Regions from separate parts of the Homo sapiens genome. Here region 2 is linked to region 1. A link is a loop called in an ENCODE intact Hi-C map of the cell type or tissue named here. Cell type or tissue: CD4-positive, alpha-beta T cell. All regions are shown on one strand. Each heading gives the region's core, and the rest is flanking DNA. Links, peaks and the distances in the headings are about the cores only. Region 1 overlaps ANKRD55 (ankyrin repeat domain 55). Region 2 overlaps ANKRD55 (ankyrin repeat domain 55).

Region 1 (5,384 bases), core at 195-5,194:
TAGCCTGGTGTGGTGGCGCACGCCTGTAGTTCCAGCTACTCAGGAGGCTGAGGCAGGAGAATTGCTGGAACCCGGGAGGCAGAGGTTGCCGTGAGCCACGATGGCACTACTGCATTCCATCCTGAGAAACAGAGTGAGACACTGTCTCCAAAAAAAAAAAAAAAAAAGAATAGCTCCACCTTGCTGACCTACACACCTACACACTTCACTTTCCACAACATTGCAGGAGAGATTTTATCCTCTTTATAACTGAAGAAATTGAGACAGAGAGGTTAGCTCATCTGCCTAAGGTCACAGAGCTAGCTAGGAAGTGGCAGAGGAGATACTGGAACAAGGTCTATGGGATCCCAGAAAACCTCAACTTCTCTGGACCATTCCTTCCTCTGCAATGCCCTCACAAACTCTATCACAGCACTACTCATGGAGCTTCAAAACCATATGTTTACCTGTCTTTCCTCCCACATCAATTGCAATCCCCTCCTGAACGCCTTGCTTTCTCCTCTTTGTACTCTAGGGTCTGGAATATGATGAGTGCTCAATGGATGATTGCTGAATTATCTATTTATTATTGTTATTATCATTATTATTATTATTAATCCTGCAGTCACCTCGGGTTCCATCATGTAACTGTGAAAACATTTCCTATCCTTTTTTTCTAGGACAGTGGTCCTTGACCCTGTCCCCAAAGCTGAACACTCCCTGGAGTTGCCTGCAGCACCAGACAGCTTTGGGCTATGCACGGCTCCACCCTGTCCCTGAAAACTGAGCAAAATGCCAACATGGAATAAAGTTTAACTCCCCTTCATCTCCGAGTCACTGCTGTAGCCCTTCTTTGCCCACTGCTCCCATCTGCTTAGAGGAGGCAGAATAATAGAAGTTACAGGGTCAGCCCTATAGGGTTGAAGTCTAGGCTGTGTCCCTTCCTAGCGTGTGACTTGAGCACTTTTAGAACTCCTCCAAGTCACAAGGTCCTCATTTGTAAAATGAGGATGATAATAGAATGTATCTCACAAGAAAAAGTGATTGTCAGAGTTAAATAAGATTATGCCTACAGCATTTATCCCTATTCCTGACAAAAGTAAGTGTTCCATAAACATAACTCAAAATTATTATCTCGTTGGTTTTACAAATTTCTGCTCAAGTGTTCATGGATAAATAGTTGTTCGCTAATATAAATTTTCATGTTAATTCTACACAGGAATATTTTCTCTGTAAATAATGGCTCCTGAAGTTATTTGATGTTCAGTGTTCAAAAGGATAAAATATAATGGCAAAATATCCACCAGGGAGACTGGAGATTTAATCTCCATCAACTAACATTGCTGAGGTGGCCGCTTCTGCACAGACCATCCACCATGAGATTCACTTAAACAGATGCAAGTTGTTCTTGGCTAATCCTTTTGTTTTTTCTTTTTTTCTTATGCTATTTTGCTCCAACAGAAGACCCTTAAAGTCTAGGAGCATTGCTATAGCAATTCTGGTTCTTTCTTACTAGACTGATAGGCAAAAGATCAAATAATCTTTTTTTGTTAAGGTCTTTTGAGTACTTTACCCTATAAGCTAAATGCTTTACCCTTGTTCTCCAGTTTAATCCTCATGACAAGTGGAAAAGATATACAATTATTTTCACCATTTTGTATATGAAAAAATTGAGGTGTTGAGAGGTAATATCATTTGCCCAATGTCATATAACTGAAAAGTGGGGAAGCAGGGAATCAAGCCTAATTCTGTTTGACCCCAGAGCCCAACCAAGCTCCTATTCATGACACCATCCAGTCAATTTTAAAATGGATTTAAATCACATTTGTGTGTTCCCTTCTATTTTCAGGTATCGAACATCCGTATCTTAAAGTCAGTAGTACATTGATGAATGTTTAACAGCTAGCTTTCCAGGAGAAAAATCTGTGCTTGCTGATTTTTCACGGTGTAAATACACCCACCATGGCTGATTTCAAGACACTAGTGTGATGTCAAACAGTTCACAAAATTTCTGAAAATGTAACCATCAGCTCTCAAGAGCTGGCTCACATGGTCCATGCACACACCACTGCTTTCTGTCCAAGTTAAAGAATAGGTTTCCTGAGTGCATCTACCCCATTCCGTCTTCCAGGTCAATGATTCTCCATCCTGGCTGCACTTGAATCAGCTGGGAGCTGATAAACAGCTGACACCATGCCCCACCTCCAGAGATTCTGATCTAATAACCTGGGATGTGGCCAGGAAAGCAGTATGTTTTCTAGCTTCTTAGATAATTCCTATGTGCAGCCAGGACTGAGAAACTCTGCTTTAGAAGAAAATACTCTACTCATCACCCACTCATTTCATCAAAGATTTGATGAATATATAAGAGATGCCATATCTATATTATTTCCTTTTTTTTCAACTTTAACTTTTATGGGGTGAGTAACCCAGTGTGTTTCTTTATAAAATTTTATTTAAACTAGTACTCTCAAGAAATGATTTCTAGTACCTTTTTCTATCATTTAAACAGTGACTGGTATATAACAGAAATGCAATAAAGTGTAGCTATCATTGTTTTCATTGTTATTGTTACCACCTTAAATTTAGTGATCTGTAACAACTTTGATGATTCTCTTATCCATTGCATTCTGTAATTTGCACTTGGTTGAGTCTCAAGTAATTGATGCAAATATGTTTATCTTCAGGACAAAATTTTCAGCATCTTTCCCCAAACAGACACAAAATCAGGGATCTTCCTTTCACTCGGAACAACCTAGCTCCCCTACCAGATCAAAAATGTAAGTATTATGAATCTTCCGCAGCTTCCTTTGCAAGTGTTAACATATCTAGACACAACTAAATGTTATTTCCGTTTACTTTCATTTTTCTTTTTTTTTTTTTGAGATGGAGTCTTGCGCTGTCGCCCCGGCTAGAGTGCAATGAACATGATCTCAGCTCACTGCAACCTCCACCTCCCAGGTTCAAGCGATTCCCCTGCCTCAGCCTCCCAAGTAGCTGGGATTACAGGCGCCTGCCACCACGCCTGGCTAATTTTTGTATTTTTTTTAGTAGAGATGGGGTTTTGCCATGTTGGCCAGGCTGGTTTCCAACTCCTGACCTCAAGTGATCCACCCACCTCGGCCTCCCAAAGTGCTAGGATTACAGGCGTGAGCCACCACGCCCAGCCCTACTTTCATTTTTCAAGGGAACATCAGGTGCCAACACTTATAAATTACAGGAAAACAGAGACCATCTTTAAAGCTTTTTTTTAAATGCTTATTTTTTTTAAAAAAATAACACTCCCTCCCTTTAGGAATTTTTGTGTTTGAACTATTGAAACAATAACAAGTTTATTTTTACATGTATTATTTAATGTCTTTAGGAAGGTGCTTTAAAAATTCTCTTTTAAGACTGGCCTCCTGATATCAGTTTCCTTACTATACTGGACAGATAGAAATGTACATCGCCTCTGTACTCACAGTCCATGCATTCCTAAGCAGAAAAAAAAATGCAGTTCATCAGGATTACTTTTGGTATTATTGATTTATTTTATATGAAAAAAATTCTCCTAATATAAAATATTAATATACTCCATTGGGCCAGTGATCTTCAAACTTTAGTGTGCCTAAGTATTACCTGGGGTGTTTGTTGTGAAGTAGATTCCTGGGTCCCCCACCCAGAGATTCTGAGTTTGAATATTCTCATATCTATACTCTGAAGCATAATAATAATAAAGCAAGTTTTATTATTATTCCCATTGTAGAGCCAGGAACAAAACTACAGGACACTGAGTCTACTGCCTCATGAAATAAGCAATACTTACTGGATTCTATTTTCTTTTTTTCTTCCAATTGCACCCCACTGCATTTATCACAGACAAACACACACACACACAGCCCCTCCACATCCTCCTAAGTGCAGGTTAGACGATTTAGGAGCTGTCCTATTTCAGATAAGTTTCTCAACCTTTCTGTACTTTAGTTTCCTCACCGTCCATAACAATAGTGCTATTCTAATAAGATTTATCGGAGTACTAAATGAGATAACATATGTAAAACACTTGGCACACTGTTTGCATAGAGTATATATCCAGTATGTCTTTCTCCCCTAGGCTAGGGTTTGAAGGAGACAAACCAAGAGCTCTAGAACTCTTTAGGTAAAAACAATGAAAAATAGGGTCTTAGTACAACTCTGTCTTTTGGCAGATAAGGAAACTAAGAGGTAGAGGGATATGTCCAAGGTCACACAGAGAGTTAGTAGCAGAAACCAAGACCTCTTCCTTGACAGATCAGTTCCTCTGCCCTTTACAGATGTGTGTAAAGTGAACGTTTTGGATGGTGTCAATTCTATCATTGAATGAAATTCAAGCCCGAACCTGTCTTTAAGCAGAACTGTAGCCACAAAAACATCTAGTTAAGGAAAGAGCCACTCAGTCTTGAATGCTGTTGGAGCTTGGAGAAGCCGAAGAGAGGTTTTCTTTGGCAGGGCCCAAGAGCTTTGCTTTTCACAGTTAAGTTTCAGGAGAGAAGGAAAGATAAAGATCTTTGATCAACTTAGCTCTACAAAAAAGAAATGAAAGGGCCCACAGTGCTTTTCTTAAAAGAAGCCTGAGAGCCTTTTGAGGTTTGCATAAAAGCACAGTACAAATGTCTTGGGCCTTCTTTAGAACCTTGTGAGCAGTTTTTGAACATCAACAGCTACTCCACTCCAAGGAAGAGCTCTGCCAGGCACACACAGCCCAATCATGTTTGATCACACTTGGTACAGTCTTCTATGTGTGCATATTTGAAATCCCAGACTTCATGCAGCAAGCCTGAACAGATATATATACAAGATATACATACACAGCTTCTCTCTGCAGTCTAGCTCTCACCAAGACACACTTCTTAGAAATGCCTCGACTCCTAAAACACAATACAATTCTCCTGCCGCCTTCCTGTTAGAGAAGCAAATCTTGAAAGTCTCTTGTTCTATTCTTTCTTCCCAGTTCTATCTGGAGAACCTCTGCGGACAAACCGAGTGCTTCCTGCAATTCCAAGTCAACGAAGACACAGCACAGCAGCAGAAGAGAGTGAACATTCTGCCAACCCCACCAGTGATGAAAATTAACTGTGGGCCACTCGCTGCAGAAATGTAGATGAATATGTATTTTCAACTCTCAAAGGACAAGATTACTCCAGTTTGTAAGAACGAAGACCAATTTAGTAAGCTGCATTCTATAAGCCATCAGTTTTATAACTCGAAATTCTTTATTCCAAATAAAGATACTCCCTAAATAAGCACTTAGAATATTTGGGTGTGCATATTAAGTCTGTGAATTTCTGTGACTTCCACATGCCAAAATTAAAAGACAAAATATGTTATCAGTAGGAAAACTGAGCTATGTTTGGTTTGCTTTGTGGCATGTGCACTGTTTTTTTGTT
Region 2 (5,384 bases), core at 65-5,064, 50 kb before region 1:
TCATCTTTCATCTTTCAAGGAAAGTAACTTTGAAATAACCAATCTGCTTTTTGTTCTTTGCTTCTGCTTTTTTCAGTCCTTCTCTGTCTACAAAACCAACCTCCTCTGCTGGGCTCGTTGGAAAACTTTTTTTTTTTTTTTTAAGACAGTCTCACTCTGTCACTCAGACTGGAGTGCAGTGACACGATCACAGCCCACTGCAGCCTACTGCCTCAGCCTCCAGAGTAGATGGGACCACAGAAACCCTGCACCACAGGCATGCACAACCATACCCAGCTCATTTTTTGTTTTTGGTAGAGACAGGGGTCTTCCTATGTTGCCCAGACTGGTCTAGAACTCCTGGATTCAAGTGATCCTCCCGCCTCAGCCTCCCAAAGTGCTGGGATTATAGGCGTGCACCACCATGCCTGGCCAGAACATTTTGGAATGAAGCCCAGTTCTAGAATTGCAAATGAAGCCAGTTAAGATCTTTGAGGCCCGGCTCCACGGCTCACGCCTGTAATCCCAGCACTTTGGGAGACTGAGGTGGGTGAATCACTTGAGGCCAGGAGTTCAAGACCAGCCTGGCCAACATGGCCAAACCCCGTCTCTACTAAAAATATGAAAATTAGCCGGCTGTAGTGGCTCATGCCTGTAGCCCCAGCTACTCCAGAGGCTGAGGCAGGCGGTGGAATTGCTTGAACTTGGGAGATGGAGGTTGCAGTGATCTGAGATGGCGTGACTGCACTCCAGCCTAGGCAACAGAGCAAGACTCTGTCTCAAAAAAAAAAAAAAAAAACTTTAAAACTAAATCTTCTGCTGTAATTCCGTTTTTGCCAATTATTTATTTTATTTAGTTATTGGTCATTGCTAGTGAGAGCCAATCACGATAAATTTATAACAGCAAAAGCTCTTGCCATTGAGAAATAAATACAATTCTGAAATGGAAAGAACACAGCCCAGGCTTTCTTTTTCATTCATTACTTTGGTGGAGTTCCTGTATTTGGCTGCTCAATGTTTTGAACAAGTAATCTTCTCTCGTCTGTCTTTTTTCAACAAGCTCCAAGCATGATGTAGCCTCCATTGTATGAGGGGTAGCGGGGAGTAACAGTTAAATTCATTGTTTAAAAAAAGGTACCACTCTATGTGTTCTGCAACTTTTTTTTTTTTTTTTTTTTTTTTTGAGACAGAGTCTTACTCTGTTGCCCAGGCTGGAGTGCAGTGGTGCGATCTTGGCTCACTGCAAGCTCCACCTCCTGGGTTCTGCCTCAGCCTCCGAAGTAGCTGGGACTACAGGCACCCGTCACCACGCCCAGCTAATTTTTTTTGTATTTTTAGTAGAGACGGGGTTTCACTGTGTTAGCCAGGGTGGTCTCAATCTCCTGACCTCGTGACCCACCCGCCTCAGCCTCCCAAAGTGCTGGGATTACAGGTGTGAGCCACCACACCCGGCCTAACTTAGTTTTTTCAACTCAAGCATTTGTCTTAGAATTTTTGATACATATAGATCTGGCTCATTCCTTTTTTGTTGTTGTTGTTTTGTTTTTTTCGAGATGGAGTCTTGCCCTGTCCAGGCCGGAGTACAATGGTGCGATCTCGGCTCACTGCAACCTCCACCTCCCGGGTTCACACCATTCTCCTGCCTCAGCCTCCCGAGTAGCTGGGATTACAGGCACCCACCACCACGCCCAGCTAATTTTTGTATATTAGTAGAGACAGGGTTTCACCATGTTGGCCAGGCTGGTCTCGAACTCCTGACCTCGTGATCCACCTGCCTCGGCCTCCCAAAGTGCTGGGATTACAGGCGTGAGCCACGGCACCCAGCCTGTGGCTCATTCCTTTTAATGGCTTCATCATGTTACATAATATCAAAATACCCCCATTTATTTTGCCATTCCCCTATGAATGGATATTTAGGTTGTCTCAATTTTTCACCATCATAAACACCAGTCTAAAGAGTGTTTCTTGTACAAGCCTCTTTGCATACTCTGTGCAAGCATTTCTCTTAAAAGAATAATTGCTGGGTAGTAGAGAGTGTATGTTTTTATTTTTAATACACACTGCCTAATTATTCCCCCAAAATAGCTGCGTGTCGTTGTTGTTGTTGTTGTTGTTGTTGTTTTTAGTGGAAGTACTGGTTTTTTCCCAGTTGTTGCTGGATTTTCTTGTTATTTGCATTTTCCCTGATTAATGAGATGAACATCATTTCATAGACATAATGGTCTTTATTATATCTTCTTTTGTGACTTGCCTGTTTACATTCTTTGTCGATTGATCCATTGGGTTGTCATTTTCTTATTGATCTATAGGAGTTTAGTTTATATGCTGAATATTAATGCTTTGCTGTTGGGTTGTAAATACTTTTTCGTAGGCTGTTGGCTATTTTGAAATAGTTCATAGTACCTTTTCTTATTCAGAAATGTAAAAATCTGATATAATTAAAATGATCATTCTTGTCTGTTTCTGCTTTTTCTTTTGATGTCTTTTTAAAGAAGGCCTTCTCTACCCCAAGAACTGGATTATGTTATGTTAAATTATGTTTTTGTTTGTTACCAGATTTTTTTTAATATATGGTTTCATTTTTGAACTCTTTGTTCTGTTCCAATGATCTGTTTGTTTTTCCTGTTTCATTAACCACACTGCTTAATTATAAACTGACTTATTTAGAAGTTATCCACACTGCGGTTAACACTGAAAAAAGCAAGATAGGTCAGATTGTCCTTTGTGCTTTTGTTCTTCAAAACAGGACCTCAGAAGAATCATTGACATAGAGTGAGGCTTGTCTGTTGCAGCTACCGGGAGTTAAATGGAAACTAACCTCTCCTGCTCTCATTTTAGCCTTGACAGGAAGAGTGTTCTATCAAGAGAGGCTCTGAGCTGTTGGCATCTGGGTTAGAACTTTGAATGCATTTAACCAGAGAAGCACTGTTATGCACAGCATTTAGGATATATATATTGTTTAGGATATATTAAATGCACATTCTTATGTAAGCAGATTTTTGTGAGCAGTCTGACAAACAAAACTTCAATTGTAGAACCACTCTGAGAAAATAAATTTAAGTTGCAAAAACAGATGTGACCTTTTGGACATAATTCTTAGCATCACTTCTACTTACCACATTCCTGAGATAGAACCAAAAGCAGAAGAAACAGTCCCTGACTTGAAATTTTTAACTTTACAGTTAGCAAAAGGTAACATAACAAACAAAAGTTTTTAATGAATCAGAAGTTTTAGCCTAAGACCGAACATCTAAAAAAAAAAAAATGGAGTAGGGTCACCACTACTTAGGAGCCCCCACCTCCCTCTCCCACTCTCCTCCAACCCTATAAACTTCTAGAGGCAGACCATGCCTTTTTTTATCTTTGTATCCCCAGTTTCTAGTTCAGTAGCTTGCACAAAAGCTTTAGTGAGGCACAAAAATTTTTTATATATATATACACACACATATATACATATATACATATATGTGTATATACACACATATACGTGTGTATGTATATGTATATATACACACGTATATATACATATATATACACACACACATATATATATATAGATTTTTTTTTTTCCGAGATGTGGTCTCACTGTGTCACCCAGGCTAGAATGCAGTGGCACTATTTTGGCTCACTGCAACCTCCGCCTCTTGGGTTCAAGTGATTCTCCTGCCTCAGCCTCTTAAGTAGCTGGGATTACAGGTGCCTGCCACCATGCCCGGTTAATTTTTGTATTTTTTGTGGAGATGGGGTTTCACCAGGTTAGCCAGGCTGGTCTCGAACTCCTGTCCTCAAGTGATCCACCTGCCTCGGCCTCCCAAAGTGCTGGGATTATAGGCGTGAGCCACCACGCCCAGCCTAGATATATATTATATCTAGATATGTTATATCTAGGGAGAAAGAAAGAATTAAATTCAAGAAAAAGTCATGTTATTTTATTTTATGGCCCTTTCTTCTTTTGTTTTGTTGACTCAGCTATCCAATTTATTTCCCAGACTTGACTCCAGGTGACTGTTATTTCCAAAACCTACTCTCAAAAAACTAAGATTTTCATGGTATTAGAGGTGTTTATGAGATATAAATAAGTAAATAAAATTTTATACCAATTAGAATTTTTTAAAAATGTCCTGTAGACTTTAGAGCAGGAGTCCTTACCCATATTTATGACATGGACACATCTTCATGTGTTTGTGAAACCTATGGATAACTTCTCAGAAACATACCTGAAATTAGGCTGGGTGCAGTGACTCACACCTGTAATCCCAGCCCTTTGGGAGGCCGAGGCAGGAGGATTGCTTGAGCTCAGGAGTTCAGGATCAGCCTGGGCAACATGGCTAAACCTCATCTCTATTTAAACTTCTTTTTAAAAGGAAAAAAATATCAAAAAGGAAAAATATCTGAAATTACAGAAAATGAAACATATAAGATTGCGAAAGAAATCAAAATATTAAAATACAGCTATCAAAACATTCTTTTATTTATTTATTTATTGAGACGGAGTCTCGCTTTGTCGCCAAGGCTGGAGTGCAGTGGTGCGATCTCAGCTAGCTGCAACCTCCACCTCCAGGGTTCAAGTGATTCTCCTGCCTCAGCCTACCGAGTAGCTGGGATTACAGGCACCCACCGCCACACGTGGCTAATTTTTGTATTTTTTAGTAGAGGCGGGATTTCACCATGTTGGCCAGGCTGGTCTCGAACTCCTGACCTCAAATGATTCATCCACCTTGGCCTCCTAAAGGGCTGGGATTACAGGTGTGAGGCACCACGCCCAGCCTATTTATTTATTTATTGAGACGGGGTCTCACTCTGTGAGGCCAGAGTGCAGTGGTGCAATCTCAGTTCACTGCAACCTCTGCCTCCCAGGCTCAAGTGACTCTCCCACCTCAGCCTCCCAAGTAGCTGGGACTACAGGCGCATACCACCATACCCAACTAATTTTTTTTTTTTCTGTAGAGGCAGAGTTTCACCATGTTGCCAAGGCTAGAAAACATTTTAAAGACCAAATTTATGATAATAACATATAAGGTTGTTTATTAATGCGTTAAATAAGATTTGATGGTAGGAGCACAAACTGCTACAATTGTTGAAGTAGTGAGACATGTAGTGATCTGCAATCACTAATGTAATAGCACTGTACCTATAATTTATAGAGGTGGCAAAGTCACAGGTACTGTTTATACTACTGTGGGTTGTTGCCTATATTCATAATTGAAAAAGATGTTAAATTTCAATTAGAAGTTAGTGAAAATAGGCCGGGCGCAGTGGCTCACGCCTGTAATCCTAGCACTTTGGGAGGCCAAGGCAGGCGGATCATGAGGTCTAGGAGTTCAAGACCAGCCTGGCCAATATGGTGACGCCCATCTCTACTAAAAATACAAAAATTCAACGGGCGTGGTGGCTCGCACCTGTAG

Evidence for each region. Hi-C counts contacts between places; a loop is a spot of excess contacts. Peaks named below come from ENCODE experiments on the same cell type or tissue, not always from the same donor. Only the 100,000 strongest peaks of a DNase experiment are listed, where the experiment ranks them.
Region 2: a loop joins it to region 1, with 4 times the contacts of the local background. A loop is called at or near these places in 10 of 110 quality-filtered maps.

The regions. Positions count from the first base shown.
Region 1 is chr5:56,099,869-56,105,252 of GRCh38, reverse strand. It overlaps ANKRD55 (ankyrin repeat domain 55), which reads left to right. Exons shown (of 12, transcript NM_024669.3): 11 at 2,667-2,759; 12 at 4,949-5,384. The coding sequence ends at 5,070. Among named protein-coding and RNA genes, the nearest start is that of IL6ST-DT, 110 kb to the right of the region's middle. In CD4-positive, alpha-beta T cell, for the core only: no CTCF peak of the experiment used is centred there; DNase peaks (open chromatin) are centred at 2,864 and 4,621; H3K4me3 peaks cover 848 bases; H3K27ac peaks cover 2,648 bases.
Region 2 is chr5:56,149,979-56,155,362 of GRCh38, reverse strand. The region is part of intron 6 of ANKRD55 (ankyrin repeat domain 55); the gene reads left to right. Among named protein-coding and RNA genes, the nearest start is that of ANKRD55, 81 kb to the left of the region's middle. In CD4-positive, alpha-beta T cell, for the core only: no CTCF peak of the experiment used is centred there; DNase peaks (open chromatin) are centred at 142 and 2,752; H3K4me3 peaks cover 504 bases; H3K27ac peaks cover 2,489 bases.